Linked DNA regions of Mus musculus: region 1 is linked to region 2. The links are chromatin contacts, found by Hi-C or POLR2A ChIA-PET in ENCODE. All regions are on one chromosome and are shown on one strand. The core of a region is the stretch at or near the end of the contact, and the rest is flanking DNA. Distances in the headings are between cores, read along the strand shown.

Evidence for each region. Hi-C counts contacts between places; a loop is a spot of excess contacts on that map. ChIA-PET counts read pairs that join two places held with the same protein, here RNA polymerase II (POLR2A).
Region 1: POLR2A ChIA-PET joins it to region 2 with 24 read pairs in Patski. The contact joins the promoter of 9330179D12Rik here to the promoter of Tigar in region 2. A Hi-C loop is called at or near these places in 1 of 37 maps with a recorded cell type or tissue (heart). POLR2A ChIA-PET finds 5 or more read pairs at or near these places in 2 of 5 experiments (Patski and embryonic stem cell).

The regions. Positions count from the first base shown.
Region 1 is chr6:127,146,087-127,151,657 of GRCm38, reverse strand. 9330179D12Rik (RIKEN cDNA 9330179D12 gene) reads right to left here and starts at 2,269. Exons shown (of 3, transcript NR_040274.1): 1 at 2,095-2,269. It overlaps Ccnd2 (cyclin D2), which reads left to right and starts at 610. Exons shown (of 5, transcript NM_009829.3): 1 at 610-1,076; 2 at 2,779-2,994; 3 at 5,476-5,571. The coding sequence starts at 885.
Region 2 is chr6:127,106,890-127,112,079 of GRCm38, reverse strand. It overlaps Tigar (Trp53 induced glycolysis regulatory phosphatase), which reads left to right and starts at 2,528. Exons shown (of 6, transcript NM_177003.5): 1 at 2,528-2,644. The coding sequence starts at 2,613.

The DNA of each region.
Region 1 (5,571 bases), core at 1,020-3,519, 40 kb before region 2:
CCTCCTCTTCCTCTCCACGCACGTGGCTCGGGGCGGACAACAGCTTGAAAGTTATCAGGAGTCTAAGCTTGAGGGGCATAACCTTTATCCCTGGTTTGGCGAGGTTGCAATTTTCTCAAATAAGCCTTTCCTTGTTCCTCATTTAGGGGTCTACTTCTAAGTTATCTGAACTCATCCACATGGTAAATCTATCTACCTGAATCTTGAATAATGGGCTGTTTTTCTGATCACATTGCAAGCCTCCGAAGTTAGAGAGCACACACGTACACACCCTTTATGCCCCCATGGTATGCCTACAGAATGTCAGAAAGGATAATCAATAGGAATCCATGGGGTTTGTGGGTTCCCCTATCCGAGGCCCCTAGCATGCGGGGCTGGATGGGGAGAGGGCCTCGGAGAAGTAGGGAGAGGGGTTGGGGGTGGGGAGCGGGGATCGTGTTTGAAGTTTGGTCAGGCCAGCTGCTGTGCTCCTTAATAACAAGAGGGAAGGGGGGGGGGAGAGGGAGGGAAAGATTGAAAGGAGGGGAGGGACGCTAGAGGAGGGGAGGAAAGGGGGAGGAGGAACCTGAGAGGGGGAGGAGATCTAACTGCCCTTCCAGCTTGCGTCACTGCCTGAGCGAGAGAGGAGAGCGAGCTGAGGAGAGCCGGGCAGTTCGGAGGGAAGGACCGGTGCGAGTCAGGCGGCCCTTGAGGCTCCGCTCGCCCACCTTCCACTCTTCTCTCTCTCTCTCCCTCTCTCTCTTTGCCATTTCTTTCCTCTCCCAAATCTCCCATTCAGCCAAAGGAAGGAGGTAAGGGAAGCACTCCCCGACCCCCCCGCACCTCCAAAAAATAATAATAATAAAAAAAATTTACAGTCGGGACCGAGTGGTGGCCGGCTGGCTATGGAGCTGCTGTGCTGCGAGGTGGACCCGGTCCGCAGGGCCGTGCCGGACCGCAACCTGCTGGAAGACCGCGTTCTGCAGAACCTGTTGACCATCGAGGAGCGCTACCTCCCGCAGTGTTCCTATTTCAAGTGCGTGCAGAAGGACATCCAACCGTACATGCGCAGGATGGTGGCCACCTGGATGCTAGAGGTAGGTGTGCGGGCGACGCTCTCAGGGAGAGGCAAGCCCAGCCGCTCCATCCCTACCTCCAACACGCAGAGATCCTAAAAACTGCGGGAGAACTACCCCTGCGCTGGCCTCCCCCGCTCGTGCGCGAGGTAGCCCCGCACCCTTGGGCGAGACGCTAATTCTGTCCCTTGCTAGATTAACTAGTGGAGGAAAACTTGGGTGAGTGAGGATGTCCTCCCCCCCCCGGGGGGTTGGCATCCCGCGCGTGTGCCTGCATGTGGCTTCCTCGTCTTCCCATCTCCATTTCTGACCTGTGGTGTGGAAGCAACCCCGGCTGCCTTCAGTGAGGCCCCAGAGGGTGTTGCGACCTAACAATCCATACCAACATATAAAGAGCCCCCCCCCGCCCCCGACTCTCAGGGTTGGGGCAAACCGTCTGAGCCTTAGGACTCCGCGTTGGCACTTTGGCAGGAGGTGGGGGTGGGGGAGAAACAGGGAATTCAGGAGAGCCCCGGAAGTCATACTGAAAAAAACGTGCGTTTAGGGCAATCTGAAAGAACCGCTGCTTTAGCCTTGCTTGCAATCTTTGCCGAGAGAGCAGGGTGCCCACGTATGCACAGCTCTGGACCTGCCGTGGTTTCGCCATGTTGCTTTGCAAACTCCATTTACAAGGACTGGCAACATTCGCCGGCGCCCCCACCCCCTCTCAGCACCCCATGATCCTGGGCACCCTCTTTCTGATCGTGCCCTCTTCCCCAGCCCTCGGTTCACCAAGGTTACTTACAGTTTGGCTGCTTCTTGAGCGCGCAGATTTGGGTGGGGTAGGAAGCGGGGGAGGAGGTGTGTAGAGCAGGCTAGGGGGCACCCCCAAATGAGAGGTCAGAGTCCCGCATGCCTCCTGGAGGGGGGTTCCCTGGTTTCGTCTCACCCAACCCCCAGCAGGCACAGCCTTCCTAGCTACTGCCCTTGTGGGCCGCAGCCGAACACTCCGCAAGTTTCCCCCACTGAGATCTAGAGCCCCTGGGGTGGAGATACCGACCTTACGGACACCCGAAACCTCTTTTCCAGGGAGCCTGGGACCTCTCTGGGGTTTTCAGGCCCACAGAGCGTTTCTAGGATTTTCCCTCGATTTTTAATAATTTTTTGAAACTGCTCCCCCCTGCTCCGACTCCAACTGCGGCGGCCGGCCGAGGCGCGCTTCCTCCTCCTCCCTCCCCCTCTCTCCTCCACCCACCCACCGAACAGCGGCCCCTGGACCGCCGAGACCACCCTGGACATTTTTTTCAATTGTCGGGAATGGTAGAATAGGATCTGAGGATCCGAACGAGACCAAGAAGTAGACTTTCGGAGCTTCCAGAATATTTTTATTGATTTTTTGAAAAGATGACGAAATCCAAAAAAGAGTGAGTTGGTGTGCTGAGAAGTGAGCCAGAGGGAACGGCAGGCGGCGGCGGCTCTGGGCTTTGCCTTGGGGTTTGTGGAGGTTTTAGTTCATCACCTTTTTCAGCTTTGCGGGAATACCCGAACCCCAGGAGCCCTTCGGATTTACCCCACCGTTCTCATCTCTATTCTTACTATCCTTTCTACTCTCCTCCCCCTCCCCACACACACATAAAAAATTCTTTTTGTTATCTCAGATTATGCTTTTATTTTTCTTTTCCCTCTGTTTCTGATACTAATTTTTCCCTATCCCCCTCGGACCCTACCCCACTCTTGATTGTAGGTCTGTGAGGAACAAAAGTGTGAAGAAGAGGTCTTTCCTCTGGCCATGAATTACCTGGACCGTTTCTTGGCTGGAGTCCCGACTCCTAAGACCCATCTTCAGCTCCTGGGTGCAGTGTGCATGTTCCTAGCTTCCAAGCTGAAAGAGACCATCCCGCTGACTGCGGAAAAGCTGTGCATTTACACCGACAACTCTGTGAAGCCCCAGGAGCTGCTGGTAATGCCGCCCTCCCTGCTCCTGACTCTGCCCTTCCCCATCACACTAAGGCCGCCACACTAACCAAGACTGTAAGAAAAAAAAAAAAGATGTCCTTTAGTAGGAGAGAGCTAGTCTTCCCACATCAGGGAGTGAGCAAAGCTATCAGTGCCTCATGGAAATTCATGAGGGTGAAATTCTGTTGTGTGTGTGGGTGGGGGGGGGGCATAAATAGAATATTCTAGTTAATGATGTTATAATTAAGGTCCAGATTTCCACTGAACCCTGAGAACACGGTCTGATTTCTCACATTCTAGTTTGTGTTGTTTCCCAAGACCCTGGAGGTGTAACAGGTAATGTCTTAAAGACCAATAAAGTCTCATGGACAAACATAGTAGCTGATCACTAAGTACCAACAAAGCACTAAGTATGAACATATTAACTTGGATGCAAAATCAACATCTGCCTTTCTATTGGTGGATCTGAAGCATGAGAGTTCAGCTCCAAAAGGCACAGTGACCTGGATACAGTCCCCAGGGGGTCCTGTCTTGGTTTTCTCCCAACCATCTACCTTTTTTTTTCTCATGCACTTCCCCCTACCCCCATGTTAATGCCACACACTGAAGGTTCTGCAGCTCTCTTTTACAGTGGTTTGCACACCTTGCACTGGTGAAAGAAGACCACCCCCTCTATCGACTCCCTCCCCCTTGCTGCCATTGCCTGGGCCTGCTTAATCTCCTGGGCAAAGACTGGCTTCTTGAACTGAGCCCTTTGTGAGGAGCCGTCCTTTCTGGGTCTGTGCTGCCACCTAGTGGCAGACATGTGCAAGGCTGGGGGAGGAATTGCCTAGAACGCAAAGAGGGGCCTGAATGACTTCACCTTTGAAACACTGCCAGATTTCAGCTGCTTCTGGTTTGGTGTAAGAGGCCCCTAAAGGTGCTTTCTTCTGGAAGATCTGCTTCTTTCAATAATGGTGCCAGAGGACGAGTTTGTGCTCACATTGCCCTGGAAGAAGGAAGGGTTTGGGATTCAAGCCATTTCTGATTTTTACGTAGTTAAGGAATTTTTTTTTTTTTATCCTAACTTCCTGCAAAAAACCCAGGCAGACTTGAAAGCTTGTGGGGAGGAAAAAAAAATAAGATTAGAATTGGAGGCCAGCTTGTCTATTCAAAAAGAAAAAAACAAAACAAAACAAAACATGAAAAAGAATCTTCTATGTGTCTGGTGTGCTGGAGGACTGGAGGTATTTTTCAAGACACCCTAATTTTTCCAGGACCGGCAAAGCTAACTCAATTCTCCAAATAAAGTGTGCCAGCTTCCCATCTCCTCCCATCCATAAGTTATGCACCCTAGAAGAACCTTCCTATTTTACACGTGAGGGGAGCTTGCTCCAGGAAACACCATAGCTGGTCCAGCTGACAGGGGCTTTATAGCCGGTCCCCAAGTTTAGCAGATGGAGCCAGGTGAACTGAAGAGTCAGTCACTGCCCGGCAGTAGTAGCATCCTGCGCTTTTGAATCCTACTGATTGACCAGGATCATTTCCTTTTGTTTGCACCCCCCCCCCCAACGAAACCAAAACAAACAAAAATTGGGACCTTTGCATAATTTCAAGCTAGCCTCAAACTTCTAGCCTTAAAGAGGTAGAATCCCAGACATGCACTTCCAGGTGTGCATCTCTTTGGGGTATTATTATATTTAGTCCAGTTCATTTGAACATTATTCCCCATGTTTATTTTACAAAAGGAGAGGCACAAAGTAGCCTACTAGTGGGGTGCAGTGGAGCCCCCTAAAAGAGACCGTTACAGCCCAGTACATGGGCTGACCCTGTTTAAGCACCTCCACATTGCCCCAAATCATAGTGTGCAAAATGGAGTCACAAGTGACCACCTCAGGCCCTTTAGCCATGAAGACAAAGGCCAGTGAAGATTTAGGTGAAAGGGTGAGTGTCATATCCCAAGACTTCTTCATGGTGTGTCAAAGGGGAAGGTGTTGGCAGCAGAGAGGGAAAATGATACTCTTCCCCCACAAGGAAAGGCCAGCGAACTGGCTGCCAAGGAGTTGGGCCAAGGAGGCTTCTGCTATTCTGCATCTGTAAGCATCATTTTTTTCCATGAGGAGTAAAGAGACTTAGCCAACAAATTCTCACCGCAGCACCACAGTGGCCTTAGCTAGATCTTACTATAGGCCCACCTTTCTGAGTGGGCAGGCAAGAACATTTTGTGGAGTCAGGGGTAGGGGTGAGGTAGGAAGAAAACTAGAGTAAAGGCTGGTCTTGGCAGTAGTTACCTGGCCTCTCATTATTTTCAGTGGAGCCTGACTTTTTTTTAGCCCAAGAAGAGCCAGGAGCAACTTCAAAGCATGAGGGGCACAGTGACAGATGAGGCTGCAGTGGAGCCTTAAGGAGCATCTTCAGAGCTGGCCGGGAACCCAGCCCCCAACCCGGGCCTGGAGTCAGTCTATGGATTCTTAGAGCTCTGCCCTCTTCCTCCCACCCTTTGCAGGAGTGGGAACTGGTAGTGTTGGGTAAGCTGAAGTGGAACCTGGCCGCAGTCACCCCTCACGACTTCATTGAGCACATCCTTCGCAAGCTGCCCCAG
Region 2 (5,190 bases), core at 1,279-3,778:
TGCCTCTGTCTCCTGGGATTAAAGGGGTGTATCACTTCCCATTCCTACTGGATGCCTTCAGATCAAGATGTAGAACTCTCAACCCTTTCTGCACCATGCCTGCCTGGATGTTGCCATGCTTCCTGCCTTAACGATAATGGACTGAGCCCCTGAAACTGTAAACCAGCCCCAATTAAATGTTTACCTTTATACAAGTTGGCTTGGTCATGGTATCTGTACTGGTCAGGGTTGTTGAGAGTCACAGAAGTTCTGTAATGTCTCTATGTAGTAAGGGAAATTATTGGAATGACTTACAGTCTGTAGTCCACCTAACCCAACAATGGTCAGCTGTGAATGGGAAGTCTAAGAATCTAGCGGTTGCTCAGTCCCACGAGGCTAGTTGTTGCAGCTGGTCTTCTGCGTAAGCTGGAATGCTGAAGGAGTAGGTTCCGACAGATGTGCTGGCAAGAAAGTGCAAGCAGGCAGGGAAGAAGGTTGTCCATTGTTCCCATGTCGGCCTCCAGCAGAGGGGAAGGCCCAGATTAAAGGTGTGCACCACCGTGCCTGGACCTAACTTGTTCTTTACTTGGAACTTGCTTTGTCCCAGCTTGGCCTTGAACTTAGAGATTCGATTGCCTCTGTCTCCTGGGATTAAAGGGGTGTATCACTTTGCCTGGGCCTAAGCTTTTCATGGCCACTATGCTTCAAAATCCAGATCAAAATCTTCCAGCCTCAAGATCTGGATCACAGCCATGCTCCCATTTTTGGACTGAAGTTCATTCCAGACACAGTCAAATTAGCAACTGAGAATAGCCATCACAGTGTCTCTTCACATCAATAAGACCCTAACTAAGACAACTTCTTTTAGATAACATTAGCTTGTGTCAAATTGACATAGAACTAGCCAGTATATTGTTTTATCATCATCACATCATCATCATCATCAGACAGGGGCTAACAATGTAACCCCTGATGCCTGGAACTCCCTGTGTAGACCAGGCTGACCTAAAACTCAGAAGATTTTCTTGCCTCTGACTCCTGAGTGCTGGGGCTAAGGGTATGTGCCACCATACTTGGTAAAAATAAATATAGCCAAAAGGGACTCTTGTGCCCTCTCTTTGGCTATGAGTCTGTTGAAACAATGGATCCCAAGAGACTGGGAGTCTCTCCATCTCTCCGGGAATCTCTTGCTGGAGTGAGAAAAAGTCCTGAAGGCAGTCAGAGGAGGGAACAGTCTCTGGAAGGAACATCACTTGCTAGAGATAGGCAGAGATGAGACATTCCTCTGTGGGCGACTACACCTTGGTGGCTGGGCTGCTTAGGCATGTCTATCTCTTAGCTTCCATTTAAAATTTCAGAGAAAATTTAGGATCCCACCAATGGACTGAGGTGAGGAACAGTGGATACACTGAATAAACCTCTTTTTCCTCCTTTTTTTCCCTCACTATTTATTTGGCTCTCAGTTGTCTTAGGAAGGCTAGATGGCCAGGCCTGGCTGGCTGGGCACAGGCTGTTGACCTCCAGCCCCTATAGCCCTTTTGTCCCTATGTTCCTATTATATGGCTGAGGACTAGAGGCTCAGTCTCAGTCTTGAAGACATCTATTTATTTGTTGATATTTCTTTTTATTTTATGTGTCTAGGTGCTCTGCCTGAATGTCTGTGCATAACGTGAGCCCAGAGGTCAGCAGAAAGTAAATGGTCTTCCTGGAACTGCAGTTACAGATGTTTGATTGCCTCTGTGGGTGCACTGGGCTTTGAACCTGGTTCTCCAGAGGAGCAAATAATCTGGGCTCTTAAAGGGTTAAGCCAACTCCCCAACCCCTCTCGAGGGGTTTTATACAGAACCTTTGTCCCTGCATTTGTTTTTAAGGAAACGACTTTCCTCTAGATCAGTGCAACAGAGATAACGTTCATTACAATAGGAATTATTTTAAGAAATGGTTGAATTAAACTCTTAATACAACAGGTATCAGTGGAGAGCTCTAGAGTAACTTAATTATAAATGATAGCAGCATTAGCGAAAATACTTGGTAATAATGTTTGGGAGGACCAGGCTCAGCAAAGCAGAAGGCAAGAAAGTGGCCTGACAAAAGTCTTTGGTTAAGAAGTTGAGAGAGAAACTAGGTTGGTTTGGATCTACATACCTACTTTGACCTCACTTCCCAGGTAAAGGATAACAGCTAACCCTCAAAGGATGCAGTCTGGCTGTGTAACCACCAGAGGAGAGCCATCGCCTTGGCACACTACAGGCACACTACACCTTGCACGCCTTCCTCAAATCAGTTCAGCATAAAACAATCAAAGCAGTCCTTATCTGTCCCTGGTGCAGGCGGCGGTCTAGCTCTGGCAAGACTCCAGGGCGTTAACCCAGGGCGGGGCCGCGCGCACCTGCCAGGCGCCAATCACAGGTTGGCGCGCAGGAGCGCAAGCGCCACTGGCCTGGGCGGGGCTTCTCCGGTTTCAGGCTCCACCTTTATTGGCAACCCTGTGGTGACGTTCAGCCGCCTCGACCAATAGCTACGGGGCCGGTCCGCCGTGCAGACGGAAGTAGTGCAGGCAAAGTGGTCCCAGAGTCAGGCGCAGCGAGGTGCTGCTGCAGAGCCGGGTCGTGGCTCACGCGTCTTGTGCCAAAATGCCGCGCTTCGCCTTGACCGTTATCCGCCAGTGAGTATCGCAGTTGCCGGGAGCTTCCTGGCCTGGGTCTCTTCTGGTCCCTACGTGCTCCAATCCGGGGAGGGTGGGCTTTCCATGTGCTTTTTCTTTGCATCCTCTCGTGTCCAATCTTTTATCCGCGACACCCTGCGTGAGGAAGCCGGGTCTTAAATGTCAAGAGCCTTGCGTTTTCCACGAGGAAAGAAGTGTGGAGAAGCACACGATCACGGTTCCCAGCCATTGCGAGAAGACATGACCCGGCCTCTCGACTTTTCAGTGTGACCTTTTCTGCCCCCTAGTAAATTCCAGAGTTTTTAGAATTGCTGAGCCACACCTCATCTATCCTATGCTGGTTGCCTTATTTTCTCACCCTCCCCTCCCCCTTTCTCCTTGCATCGGGGGTACTTTTGCAATTTACCTCCCTTCAGAGGCTACAGTTCTGAGGGAAAAAATTAGAGAGTTCGAGATCTCCGTCTCAGTCGACTGCATCACCCTGAACAAACATTTTTATCATGACAGATTTCATGGAGCAGAATCTGGCTTTAGGTCACCTATCGTTTTCCTTCCCAGTACATGTTTGCCTGGTGATGATGGTAGGCAGATTCAGGGTGGGTAAGAGGAGGGAAGTTTCAAGGCGTTGCTTGGTTGGGATTCAGGCTCCTCGTTGGGATTCAGTAGCTGCCTCGTAGGACAGACTTAATCTTTCTGACCTGCGTTCCGATAAGCAGATTGGTGGCAGCAGTCTTTCTAATCTCTCTGGATCTAACCAAATGGAGAGGATGGAGCACATGGAGCAGAGAGGAAGAAATATGCCCGAGAATTAAATAACGTGTTCTTCTGTAAGCAAAGCTCAGATAAAAAGCAGCTGAGTCTCACCTGTGTAGTCAGGGCTTATCAGAACAGCTTCTCGGAGCGGGACTGATTACCGTTTCCGGCTTCATAGGGCTCACAGGAACGCTGACAGCGTTTGAACCTTGTGGCGACCTTCTTCAACGCATGCTTTTTCTGTCCAGCTTCCTCTTTATAGGAAGATGGTCTCCAGCATCATGTGAAGTGGACCTTTAGGATTCAGGGATTTTAGTGGCTAAATTAGAACTCTGGTTCCCTGTGTCTTTCTGTGTCCCTGTGCTTTCTAGAATGTTCCGGGAGATGATACCGCTTTATTGGGAGCACTAAAGGAACATGAACCCCCTTGTCCTCTTTTCAATGTAGACCCTGCTGGGAAACGATCCCTACTTAGATTTTTTTTTTTTTTTTTTTTTTGGTTTTTCGAGACAGGGTTTCTCTGTAGTCTTGGCTGTCCTGGAACTCACTTTATAGTCCAGGCTGGCCTTGAACTCAGAAATCCGCCTGTCTCTGCCTCCCAAGTGCTAGGATTAAAGGCGTGCGCCACCACCGCCCGCCCCCTACTTAGATTCTTAACGGGCAATATCTGTGTGAATATGGAGTATCTGTGATTCACTGGAGAGTAAGGGGAGTCAGACTCCAGGGAACTTAAAGTTGTGGGGCAAGTATTTGAACCAGAGCAAATTAACCCACTATTCTCTGCTTCTTGGTTATCTTAAAGCCTAGTGTTCGAAGGTCACTTGGAAATATCACCTGGTCTAATTTTAGTGGGTAGTAAGAATAGGTTTCTTCAACAGTTGTGGCAGCATACTTAAAACCCCAGCAGTCAGTAGGTAGAAGAGTTGAAGGCCAGCCTGGTCTACATTAGCAGCCAGAGGAACATAGTGGAATCCTGTCTCAAAGTTTTATTCTCTTTTAGACACAGGAAGACTAGTATGTTGAAATAGACAGGGCTGTGGCTAGCTGCTGTCCTGGCATGGTCATCCCAGGTTTCCTCTTTCTGTTGGACTTGTGACAGATAGAAGCCTGGTTGGTTCAAGAACAAACATGCTTTCACATTTGACTGGTAGTCACCATAGGTAAATCTAACAACTCATGGGAAAGTTGGCTAATTACATTGGGCTGTACTATAATGCAAGACAAATTTAAAGCAATTTTTTTTTTTGTGTCTAACCAAATCCTTCATGGAATTTTATGTGTATCCTAATTTGTCATGTTTTAAATATTCTAGTAATCAATTAATTTTATGAGTATAGGTGTTTGCATGTATGTCTGTGTAGCATGTGTGTTCCTGGTGCCCACAGAGGCAAGAAGAGGGGGTCAGATCTCCTAGAATTGGAGCTCTGGACATTTGTTAGCCTGCCACGTGGGTGCTGGGAATTGAACCTGGGTCCTATGGAAGAGCAGTCAGTGCTCAAGTTGCTGAGTCATCTCTCCATTGTTTTTGTTTGTCTTATTTTGAAATGGAGGTGGTCATTTTTGGACCAGAACACCTGGATTCCAAGTTTTTGTTTGTTTGTTTGTTTGCTTGTTTGTTTGTTTGTTTGTTTGTTTGAGACGGGGTTTCTCTGTGTAGCCCTGGCTGTCCTGGAACTCACTCTGTAGACCATGCTGGCCTCTGCCTCCCGCTGGGATTAAAGGCATGCGCCACCACTGCCCGGCTGGATTCCAAGCCTCTTGTCTCTTGTTTGTATTGAACTGTAATTTCTCAT